Regions from separate parts of the Homo sapiens genome. Here region 2 is linked to region 1. The links are chromatin loops, found by intact Hi-C in ENCODE. Cell type or tissue: heart right ventricle. All regions are shown on one strand. Links, peaks and the distances in the headings refer to the core of each region. The heading gives the core; the rest is flanking DNA.

Region 1 (5,304 bases), core at 1,463-3,962:
CTGCAGGCCACTCTAATGCTAGACTTAGTAATTATGTAAGGAATAAATTCCCTCATAATTAAATCCACTTGAATCAAGAGCACCTGAACTGATACAGTGATTATGTTCCATGTTATGTGACTCCCCCACCAACAGTGGCTGTATCTTAGTGAAATAAGAGAGGGCACTAGACCTTAGAGCAAACAATATGTAGGCTGGTCGGGGTCTATGAAGTAGCCATACACAGAAGTTCTGTCTAGTGAGGACACCAGATACAGGGAAGTAACTGACCAAAATTAATACCATTTGGCTTCAAATCCTTCAGTAAGTCTATCGGTAGCAGCAGTTGAATCAGAAGCAGAGGAGGCCAGGCATGTTGGCTCACACCTGTAATTCCAGCATTTTGGGAGGCTGAGGTGGGCAGATCACCTGAGGTCAGGAGTTCGAGACTAGCCTGGTCAACATAAAGAAACCCCGTCTCTACTAAAAATACAAAAATTAGCTGGGCGTGGTGGCACACACCTCTAGTACCACCTACTCGGAAGGCTGAGGCAGAAGAATCACTTGAACCTGGGAGGCGGAGCTTGCAGTGAGCCAAGATTGCGCCACTGCACTCAAGCCTGGGTGACAGAGTGAGACGCTGTCTCAAAAAAAAAAAAAAGAAGAAGAAGAAGCAGAGGAGAGCTGCACATTGTGAGGCAGGCAGGGAGAGAATTGGAGAGTATGTCTCTCTCCTTTTCGAATTGTAGCATGCCCCCCAAGTCATTTCAAAATTCCCCCAACATTCTAGGGGAAAATTCATGAGGAGAATATGAGAGAATATAAAATAGATGTGATAGAATATGAAATCAGTCACATAAATTGTGGGACATAGTCAAAGTTTGTGTTTTCTAATTCAAAGTTAAAAAGTCTGATTTCTTTCCCATTATCATAGCGAAACAGGCCATGTCACCCCAAAATTTGCTGATGTGGCATGTTGATTATTTTGAGCTAAAGTCACCTGAGAAACAGCAGATGCCGGAAAGGGCTATGTGATCTGCCCTCTTCTACCTGTCGTAAGCCAAAAAGATTTATTTAAGAAAGTTGCCCTCCCTGTACCAGAATAAGAAAATAACTCTTATCACCATTGACTGGGAGTTGATGCTGCAATGGAGCTGTACAAATAAACTTTCTAAACTATCCCTTATCTTCCTCTATCTTTACACCTCCCTAGTGAATTCCCACAATTTACTGCCACTGGCCCAAACCCCTTTGTCTTGTCAGCTCTTCATGAATTTATGGTTTCTCTGTCTAAAAGGTATTAGAGCTTTCTGCTTTGTCCATTTCTTCAGGTCTTCTGCTGTCTCATGAGGGTCTCCGCGTACATGTAAAAATCAATAAAACTCATATATTTTTCTCCTGTTAACCTGTCTTACAGTGATTTAATTCTTAGACCCAGGTGAAGATCCCAAGAGGTTAGGGAAGAATTTATCTTTCTCCCCAACAATAGAAATTAGAAACAAACTAACAAAGACAACAGCAGAATGATGAGTATACTCTCATACCTCTCCCCGTCATAGATGCAGCCCCTGCCCCTACCATCGCCATATTAGTAACACCATGCCTGGGCAGGAGAAGGGGGCCCTTTGATGGAAGAGCAACAAAGGAGGTCACTGACTGAGGGTCTGCACTTGCCACCAACGAGGCTGCAACACAACCAGCCAGAGATGAGCAATATCCAGTCAGTTCCAAAATACCCTTCAGTCTTTGAGAAGCCTAGGTTTTCGCCTGTTTCCATTTTTCTTTTCTTTTCCTTCTTCTTCTTCTTTTTTTTTTTTAAAATAGAAATGGGGGTCTTGGGGCTGGGCACGGGGGCTCATGCCTGTAATCCCAGCACTTTGGGAGGCCGAGGTGGGCAGATCACCTGAGATCGGGCGTTCAAGACCAGCCTGACCAACATGGAGAAACCACGTCTCTACTAAAAATACGAAATTAGCCAGGTGTGGTGGTGCATGCCTGTAATCCCAGCTACTCAGGAGGCCAAGGCAGGAGAATTTCTTGAACCCGGGAGGTTGTGGTGAGCTGAGATCATGCCATTGCGCTCCAGCCTGGGCAAAAGGAGCAACACTCTGTCTCAGAAAAGAAAAGAAAAAAAGAAAAGAAAAGAAAAGAAAAAAGAAAATGGGGATCTTACTATGTTGCCCAGGCTATTCTTAAACTCCTGGCTTCAAGCGATCCTTCCACCATGGCCTCCCAAAGGGCTGGGATTGCAGGCATGAGCCACCACACTCCGCCAGATTTTTGCCTGTTTCTGTTTTCTGAAATGCTGGTTTTGGGTGGAGATATCTAACTTCCTTATTCCATGTGTTCTTTCAATAAAACTTCTCTTAATTACAGTGACTTGAAGGTTTCTCTCCTCTTTGAAAACTGAACACTATTTTCAATAATTATCCAATTTTTCCAACCATTTCAAAAGAAATTCTATCTTCACTCTAAAGAATTTTACTCACATTTTTAACCTTAAAAAAAATGATTCTTTTCTCCCAGAGCAATACTGTTTTAACAGCCCTGAGCCTAGTCAAGATAATAGTTGTTGTATCACTTACTTCCAGCAGATGGCGCTATTGCTGGTTCACACACCCACTGTCCTAGGAAATTTAATCTCATTACTAAGTAAATACCAACAACTGCTTCACAAAGGTAACTGCTTCTCCCTCTTCCTGAGAACTCATCACAGTTTTAACAACCACCATCTCCCTAACTGACCCATTGGACATTTAACAGCTGTCTTTGACGGTTCCATAAGTGTAAGACATTGAGCATCTGATACCTAGGGATGTTCTCCAGTCACTGCAGGCAACTTAGAATCTAGCAGGAGAGGTGGCCATTTAGCAAATAATCCCACAGATACATAACCATGGCTTTGATTTGTGCTTCAGAAGGAAACACGCACACCTGCTTGCTAATGCCACACATGACCAAGCCTGAGAGGTGGGACCCAAAGGAGAAGTAGGGGGTAAATTCTGAAGGAGGAGGGAGAGGCAGCCTCCCAAGGAGAGCTCACAGCAAGGTGCTGAGGCTGGAGGATCACGGCACCTGAGTGGAACCAACAAAAAGAGGCCAGAGCTTTGACACCAATGATAAGAGTAAAAGAAAAGAGAACTGACTGATGCCATTGATAAGTTCCTGGCTTTAATGATCCCCAAGTTTATATCTGTAATGATCTTCCCTTCCAGGTTCCACATATATGTTCCTGCTTGATGTATCCTCTTAGCTGTTTCAAAGGTAACCCTCAAATATATGTGTAGCTTTGACTTCACCATCTTCTCAGGTCTGTAGGGCTGTCTCCTGAATGTCAATGAATAGTGAAACTCGTCATTTAGTTGTGAAATTCAGAAAACTGTAAGAGTCCTGGAGTTGTCCTTTACCCTGCTGATCAAATCCTGTTGATGTTATCTACCACATCAGATGGTTTTTTTGCTCGATCAGTGATCAGCAAAAGGGCTGTTCTGTGTATTGTATGATATTCACCAGCATCCCTGACCACTACCCACTAGATGCTAAGTGTGATCTCTAAACTAGCAACTAGCGCCTCCAGGTAATTTGTCAGAAATGCAAATTCTCAGGCCCCATCCACGACCTACTAAATCAATGATACCCAGATATCTGCATTTTAACAAGGTTTCCGTGCCAAGGTGCAGTGGCTATAATCCCAGCACTTTGGGAGGCCAAGGAGAGAGGCTTGCTTTAGCCCAGGAATTTGAGACCAGCCTGGGCAACAGAGTGAGACCCTGTCTCTATTAAAAACAAACAAACAAATAGCCATGGTGGTCCATGCCTGTAGTCCCAGCTACTCAGGAAGCTGAAGTGGCAGGATTGCTTGAGCCTAGGAGATGAAGGCTGATCAAGGTTGCAGTGAGCTATGATTATACCACTGCACTCTAGCCTACGCAACAGTGTGAGACCATCTCTAATAAATAAATAAGACTTCCAGGTGATACTCAAATCCACTACAGTTTGAGAACCACTGCTTCAGAAACCCACTGCCATGAACCTATTCCATCACTTCTTACCCGGGCTACTGCAATAGCCTTGTAATTATTCTTCTCCATATTCACACTTCCTTCTACAGTGAATCTCAATCCTGACACACTTTATAACCTACTGGGAGCCAACCTAAACTAATTAAATCAGGATCTCTGTGGGTGACACCAAGGCTTTGATATTGTTTAGAAGTTTCCTCTGGAAAGCCAAGGCCAGAACTACTACTCAATGCTAATCCATTCTGCCTTGCAGCCAGACTGATGTTTAAAGCTGCAAGTCTGGTCTTAAGTAGAGGTGCCACCTCTACTTAAAATTCACCTTGATATAGCCTCATTTCTTAACACCTACAGGGCAAACCAACAAGCAAGGGGCCTGTGTTTAAAGCCACGCACCCCTCCCATCTTCATCACACTGACCTTCTGTCTGTTCTCTGCAGGCTCCATGCTTTGTCCTGCCTTAGAGTCTTGCACCACTGTTTGCTCTCTTGGCCTAAACCACTCTGTCTTCCTCTTTTTGCCTAGGAATCCTCACTTATTCCGCGGATCTCAGTTTCTTCTTCCCTTCCCCAGGAAAGCCTTTCCCAACCTTCCCTCTTATACTAAGGGTAGGTAAGAGTGGGGTAGGGCCTGAGTTTGCCCAGAAAGTCCTGATTTATGCCTGTTGTTCCAGGACAATTAACACACCCTCTTACATGCTCAAAAATGTCCTGTTTGCAACAATAAATTATATAATGCCCTCACCTGTTAGATACTGTCACACACTTTCTCATATACCTCCCCTTTGTGACTCATCACAGGTGCCACTTTACATTTTTTTGGTGACTCTTGGATTCATGTCCATCTTCCTCACTGGACTGAAACAGTTTGACACACAGGAGGCACCCAACGAATATGTGTTGAATGAATGAACAACCTTTTGAGGTGAGCATTAATTAGTGTTCCCATTTTACAGAAGAGGAAACCGAGTCGAAAGAATTTTAAGTATTTGTGTGATTTGCCAAAATCACACAGTTAGGAAATGGTATGGCTGGAATTTGAACCTAGCTCTGGTGTTTTTCAAGATCATAACCATGAAGCTTGGAGAGAGCTCTTTCACTGCCTGATTCAGTGACTAAGATTCTACAATAGCCCAGGATTGAGCTTTGCTCAGTCCTTTTTAGAACTGAACTCAGCTTGAAAGCTACACAATTATTTCCTTTCCATTGAAATTGCAATCTGCTTCAAGGAAATGAAGCTTATGGCTGTCAGAGTATAAAGGGCAAGTGTGTGGGAGAAGCCAGAGATCAAACGGTCAAATACACTT
Region 2 (5,304 bases), core at 1,377-3,876, 550 kb after region 1:
TGTGAAAAGTCACAGGATGTAAATGAGAACAATGAGGCCCAATAAAAAAACTCTGGAATTGTGGATAAGAATGAGAAAGCAGTGAGTGTACACATGGCTTTGGTTTTAAAGATCTCCATTTCATTTTATGACTAGGAAGAGTCATAGAAGAAGAAAAAGCCATGGAGAAAGAGAGAAGCAGACAGATGTACTGGAAGGAGAATGAAAAGACAATGGAAAGGAGCAGGGGAACACTTAGGGAAATGCCTTGCCACCAAAGAGCCATGTGACCTTGGGCAAGGACCAAATGTCACTCCCTTCCCTTCCACCGTCTGCAAAGACAGGCTTGGTTAATATTCCCTGAGATCCTTGCAAGCACCCGCTTCCCATGGTTCTCAACAGTGGGAGTTGGGGAATGTAGGGGAAGTTGTCCATGAACTTTGATGGGAAAAAAAAATACTATTCCTTTATTTTCGCCCATTTCTAACTGAAACATAGCTTTTCCTTCCATAATGCATAAAAGCAGCAAGCCATGAAAATATTAGAAGTACCTGTGACTTTGTTACCAAAAAAATAGCAATAAGTTTGTTTTTGGGTTTTTGTTTGTTGTTGAGACAGAGTCTCGCTCTGTAGCCCAGGCTGGAGTGCAGTGGTGCAATCTCGGCTCACTGCAAGCTCCACCTCCCTGGTTCACGCCATTCTCCTGCCTCAGCCTCCCGAGTAGCTGGGACTACAGGCACCCGCCACCATGCCCAGCTAATTTTTTGCATTTTTAGTAGAGACGGGGTTTCACTGTGTTAGCCAGGATGGTCTCGATCTGCTGACCTCGTGGTCTGCCCGCCTCAGCCTCCTAAAGTGCTGGGATTACAGGTGTGAGCCACCACACCCGGCCAATAAGTTTGTTTTATCACAGTTGTGCAGATACCTCCAAATATCATTTATGCTCACCAACACTTGAAAGTTACAGTAGTTATTATAGGCAACACTTTATCTTATTTAATACATTATTAAAGAAGCACATGTATTATATCTTTTAAAAATATTTTTATATTTCTTGGTAATCATATACATACTATTTTATGTATAGGACTATTATTATAGTGGGAGCCTTTAGAATGAAGATTCAAAAATACAGGGGACATTGTCCATTTTATTGCTTAGGTCCAATACAGTATGGACTATGTGGAAATATGATTAGACAAAAATGGAATGATCTAATGCCGATAGACTGAGTAAGGCCTGTCTGTCTAGATTCTTCTTGGCTTCTCTGTGCAGTATTCTTTCCTTCTGTATATGGGGCAGGATCATCTCTGAAATGGGGGTCTTATGACCAAGAGTCAAACAAGATAAGCCAAATAATTTCTTTATGGCCAGTTTTTATACAGAAAGGCAGAGGGGTAGATTAGAGTAATATTTTTAGGTTTTATGACTAGCTTTAGGGAAAAGGAGTTCTGGTTTCACATAACCCAGGGGTCCCCAATGCCAGGGCCACTGACCGATACTGGTCCATGGCCTGTTAGGAACCGGGCCACACAGCAGGAGGTGAGTGTGGGTGATCAGGCATTAGCGCCTGAGCTCTGCCTCTTGTCAGATCAGTGGTGGCATTAGATTGTCGCAGGAGGCCAAACCCTATTGTGAACTGCACATGGGAGGGATCTAGGTCGCGTGCTCCTTATGAGAATCTACATAATGCCTAATAGTCTGAGATGGAACAGTTTCATCCTGAAACCATCCCCACCTCACTCCGTGGGAAAATTGTCTTCCATGAAACTAGTCCCGGTCCCTGGTGCCAAAAAGACTGGGGACCGCTGCTGTAACCCATGTTGGGGAAGAGGGATGTTCGTTTCCTTGGCTGGCCTCAGGGGAGAATGTGACTGAGAGATAGGAGGGCAGGAGAGTGACAGAGAAAAACTTCTGCTTCTGAGGTCTCCATTTTGGGGTATTATTTTCTGAGCCCCAACATATGTGATCCTTCCACATCGTTTCTAACATGGCAGCTTCCAGGTAGCCTGGCTCCTCACATGGTAGCTCGGGGTTTTTAAGTGAGGGTCCTGAGAGAGAGGAAGCCGTACAGAAACTGCACCGTGTTTATGACTGAGTCTTGAAAGTCATATATGTCACTTTCACTGTGCTCTGTTAGTTGAGGCAGTCAGGAAGCCCTGCCCAGGCTCACAGGGAGAGTACCTAGACTCTACCCCTTGTCGGGGAAGTACTAAGCTTCTGGGAAACATATGACCCAAAATGTGTTTAGGGCCATTTCTATGAAATACGGTCCGCTACACGGTCATCTATGGGGCAGATGGTCCCAGGCATAACCAAGGTTCACTCCCTTCTGGATGCTCAGCCTACCCTGAATTTCACTCACAGCTCAACCTTGTCTTCGAATGCCAATCACCCGTTCTCGTTCTCATCCTGCCTGCAGAGCGCATCCAGCCTGTTTCCCAGCTTATTTATGTTGTGTTTTGATCTTGAGCATTTGAAACGTTCTGTTGCAATGATCCCATCTCCAGCTCACTCTCCCTATTTCTCTTTCTGGTAGAACCAAAGTGGGCCTGTTTGAATCTCACCAGCGCATCCCATATTCTAGCTGTCTGAATTATATTTACCTGAACAACTGGCCCTCCCTGCTGAGAACGCGCTAACCTCTGGATCTCGGGCCTGAGGCTTCCCCTAAGCCCTTCAGCACATCCTTTGCCTTCCCGACGCGATTCCCTGAGTGCTTCTGCCATCTGGTGGCCAATTGTGGTAACTGCACTCTACAGTCCAAGCTGATAGTTGCCCTGGCTCTTTTCCTGGACCTATCAGGCCAAGATGTTCTACTTACTGTCTCTTTAAGTCCTGTAATCCCAGCACTTTGGGAGGCTGAGGCGGGAGGATCGCTTGAGCCCAGGAGTTCGAGACCAGCCTGGGCAACATAGCGAGATCCCATCTCTACCAAAAAACAAAATTTAGCTGGGCATGGAGGTGAGCGCTTGTAATCCTAGCTACTCAATAACACGGCCTGTGAAGGAGGTTAGCAGTCTGACTGAGGAGGACAAAGTGTAAAATGTAGGTTAAAAAATAAGGAGTGAAGATGAGGGAAGATGATTCCTGAGTCCTAGTAAATTCACCTGACCCAGTAGGCTACATAGCTCTTAAGTTCAAAAAACAAGTGGGAATTGTGTTTGCACTGTTGAGGACCACAGCTGGATTCTATCCTAGCCACCCAGCTGACTAGCTTGGCAAGTTGCCTAACTTCTCTCATCAACATTGTTGTGATTGTAATATTTACTCATGTAATTGTTCTGATAATTAAATAAAATGCCTTATGAAAGGCCAGACGCGTTGGCTCATGCCTGTAATCCCAGCACTTTGGGAGACCAAAGCCGGCGGATCACTTGAGGTCAGGAGTTGGAGACAAGCCTGGCCAAACTGGTGAAACCCTGTGTCTACTAAAAATGAAAATAAAAATAAATTAGCCAGGTGTGGTGGTGCATGCTTGTAATCCTGGCTACTTGGGAGGTTGAGTTGGGAGGATTGCTTGAACCTGGGAGACGGAGGTTGCAGTGAGCCGAGATTATGCCACTGTACCCCAGCCTGGGCAACAGAGTGAGACTCTATAAAAAAAAAAAAAAAAGTACCTTATGGAAAACACCTAACCCAGGAACTCGTTTCTTGTGAGGACTTGCTGCCTGGTTCACAGATGTTGGCTTCTTACTGTGTCCTCACATGATAGAAAGGGCTAGCCAGTTCTCTGGGGTCTCTTTTATAAAGGCACTAATCCCCTTCATTACCTAATCACTTCCCAAAGGCCCCACCTTCTCATACCATGACCTTGGACGCTGGGTTTTAACATGTGAATTTTCAGGAGACACAAACATCTGTACTATAGCAATCCACATGTCACCAATCTTCTAATATTGCTAGTTTCACACCCTTGGTCAACAAACCATGCCATCCTCCCCTAGCCGGAAGTCTATGCATATCTGAATCTCGGGCCACTTCTTCCATACACAGTGAACAACCAAGTGTGCCGGTTGCAGCTCTGTCCACTGAGAGGATTTCCCCCACACTCTGTCCTTAAGGTCAATACTGAATGAGACTATAATGTGGCAACTGTCCATTTTCTCCTTCCCTTCATATGCTAAGCCAAACCATCTGTGAACCAGATGCAAGAGTTTTCCTCTTCCACCACTGGATCATCCAGAAGCTGTTGTAAGGCCATGTGTGTGAACTGAGGAAGAGGCATTAGTGCCACAAAAGTGACATACCCTCTGGAGCTGCTTGGGCCTGATCCTTATGAACGATTTTTCATCATACAATAAATTACGAAAGTTCCTTATGATTCAGTGGTTATGACGATGCCCCATCCGTGGTGAGCATCTCCATTCTCATCGCCACTTGACAACCTATAGTTAGATACTCAGTCTCTACAATGGCACAATAACCCTCATCGAGCTTCTTTTCCTATAGTGCATGGTTCTCTGCTTCAGAAGGCATGACTGTATCCAGAATACTGTGGGTCTCTGCTGTGCCTCCCCTATTGGAGCTTGCCGGAGACTGAGCAGCATCCTTTCCACCATGGGTACCTCTAGCACCATTAGGCCTGCTGGGTCATTTAGCACAAGACTCAGGGCAGACTGCAGCACGACTCTAACCTGCTATAAAGTCCTTTCTTGCCCTGGTCTCCACTCAAAATTGGCTGCATCTGAAATCCAAAGATGCTGAACAACCACTAATCCTCTTTGTGGTGGAGGGTACACGATGCTATGATTTCTTTCTCTCCTGGAGATATGTGGGTGTCCCAGCATATCTCTAACAACTGGGCCCCTAATAACTTCACCAATACAGCAGCCCCCTGAATCTTTTTCATTTTATCTTGGACCCCATATGTCTAACTAGAACATCCACAGTCTTTGCTACTTTCTGTTCCCCAGATCCAATTAACATAATATCAATGAGGTAACAGACCATCATGATATGCTGCAAAATGTCAAGATGATCAAGGATCATGAAGACTATTTTATTTCAGAAATTAGGATGCTTAATACAACCTTGATCCAATTCAGTGAAGGTACATTACTATACTTCCCACATTAATGTGAACTCTTTTGCTCACCTTTACTGACAGAATGGGGGGAAAAGTATTCTCCAGGTTAATAACCAAATACCAAGTACCAGACCTGTTACAGTAAAGATGCCACATATAGTGGAGCAGCTATAATTGGGGCCATTTGTATAAATCTATGGTAGTCCACCTTTATTGCTACAGCCCATTTGGTTTTTACAGGGGTCGTGCAATTGAATTGAACAGGGATATGATGGCTCTCCTTTAAACTTTGCAGC

The links. Hi-C counts contacts between places; a loop is a spot of excess contacts. Peaks named below come from ENCODE experiments on the same cell type or tissue, not always from the same donor. Only the 100,000 strongest peaks of a DNase experiment are listed, where the experiment ranks them.
Region 2: a loop joins it to region 1, with 4 times the contacts of the local background. A loop is called at or near these places in 29 of 110 quality-filtered maps.

Annotation. Positions count from the first base shown.
Region 1 is chr9:72,590,206-72,595,509 of GRCh38, reverse strand. All of the region lies in intron 2 of TMC1 (transmembrane channel like 1), which reads right to left. Among named protein-coding and RNA genes, the nearest start is that of TMC1, 71 kb to the right of the region's middle. RefSeq lists an enhancer at 2,789-2,848. In heart right ventricle, for the core only: a CTCF peak has its summit at 2,580 (motif pointing right); no DNase peak of the experiment used is centred there; H3K27ac peaks cover 521 bases.
Region 2 is chr9:72,036,546-72,041,849 of GRCh38, reverse strand. All of the region lies in intron 2 of LOC101927108 (a long non-coding RNA gene), which reads right to left. Among named protein-coding and RNA genes, the nearest start is that of C9orf57, 21 kb to the left of the region's middle. In heart right ventricle, for the core only: CTCF peaks have their summits at 2,510 and 2,719 (motif pointing left); DNase peaks (open chromatin) are centred at 2,709 and 3,289.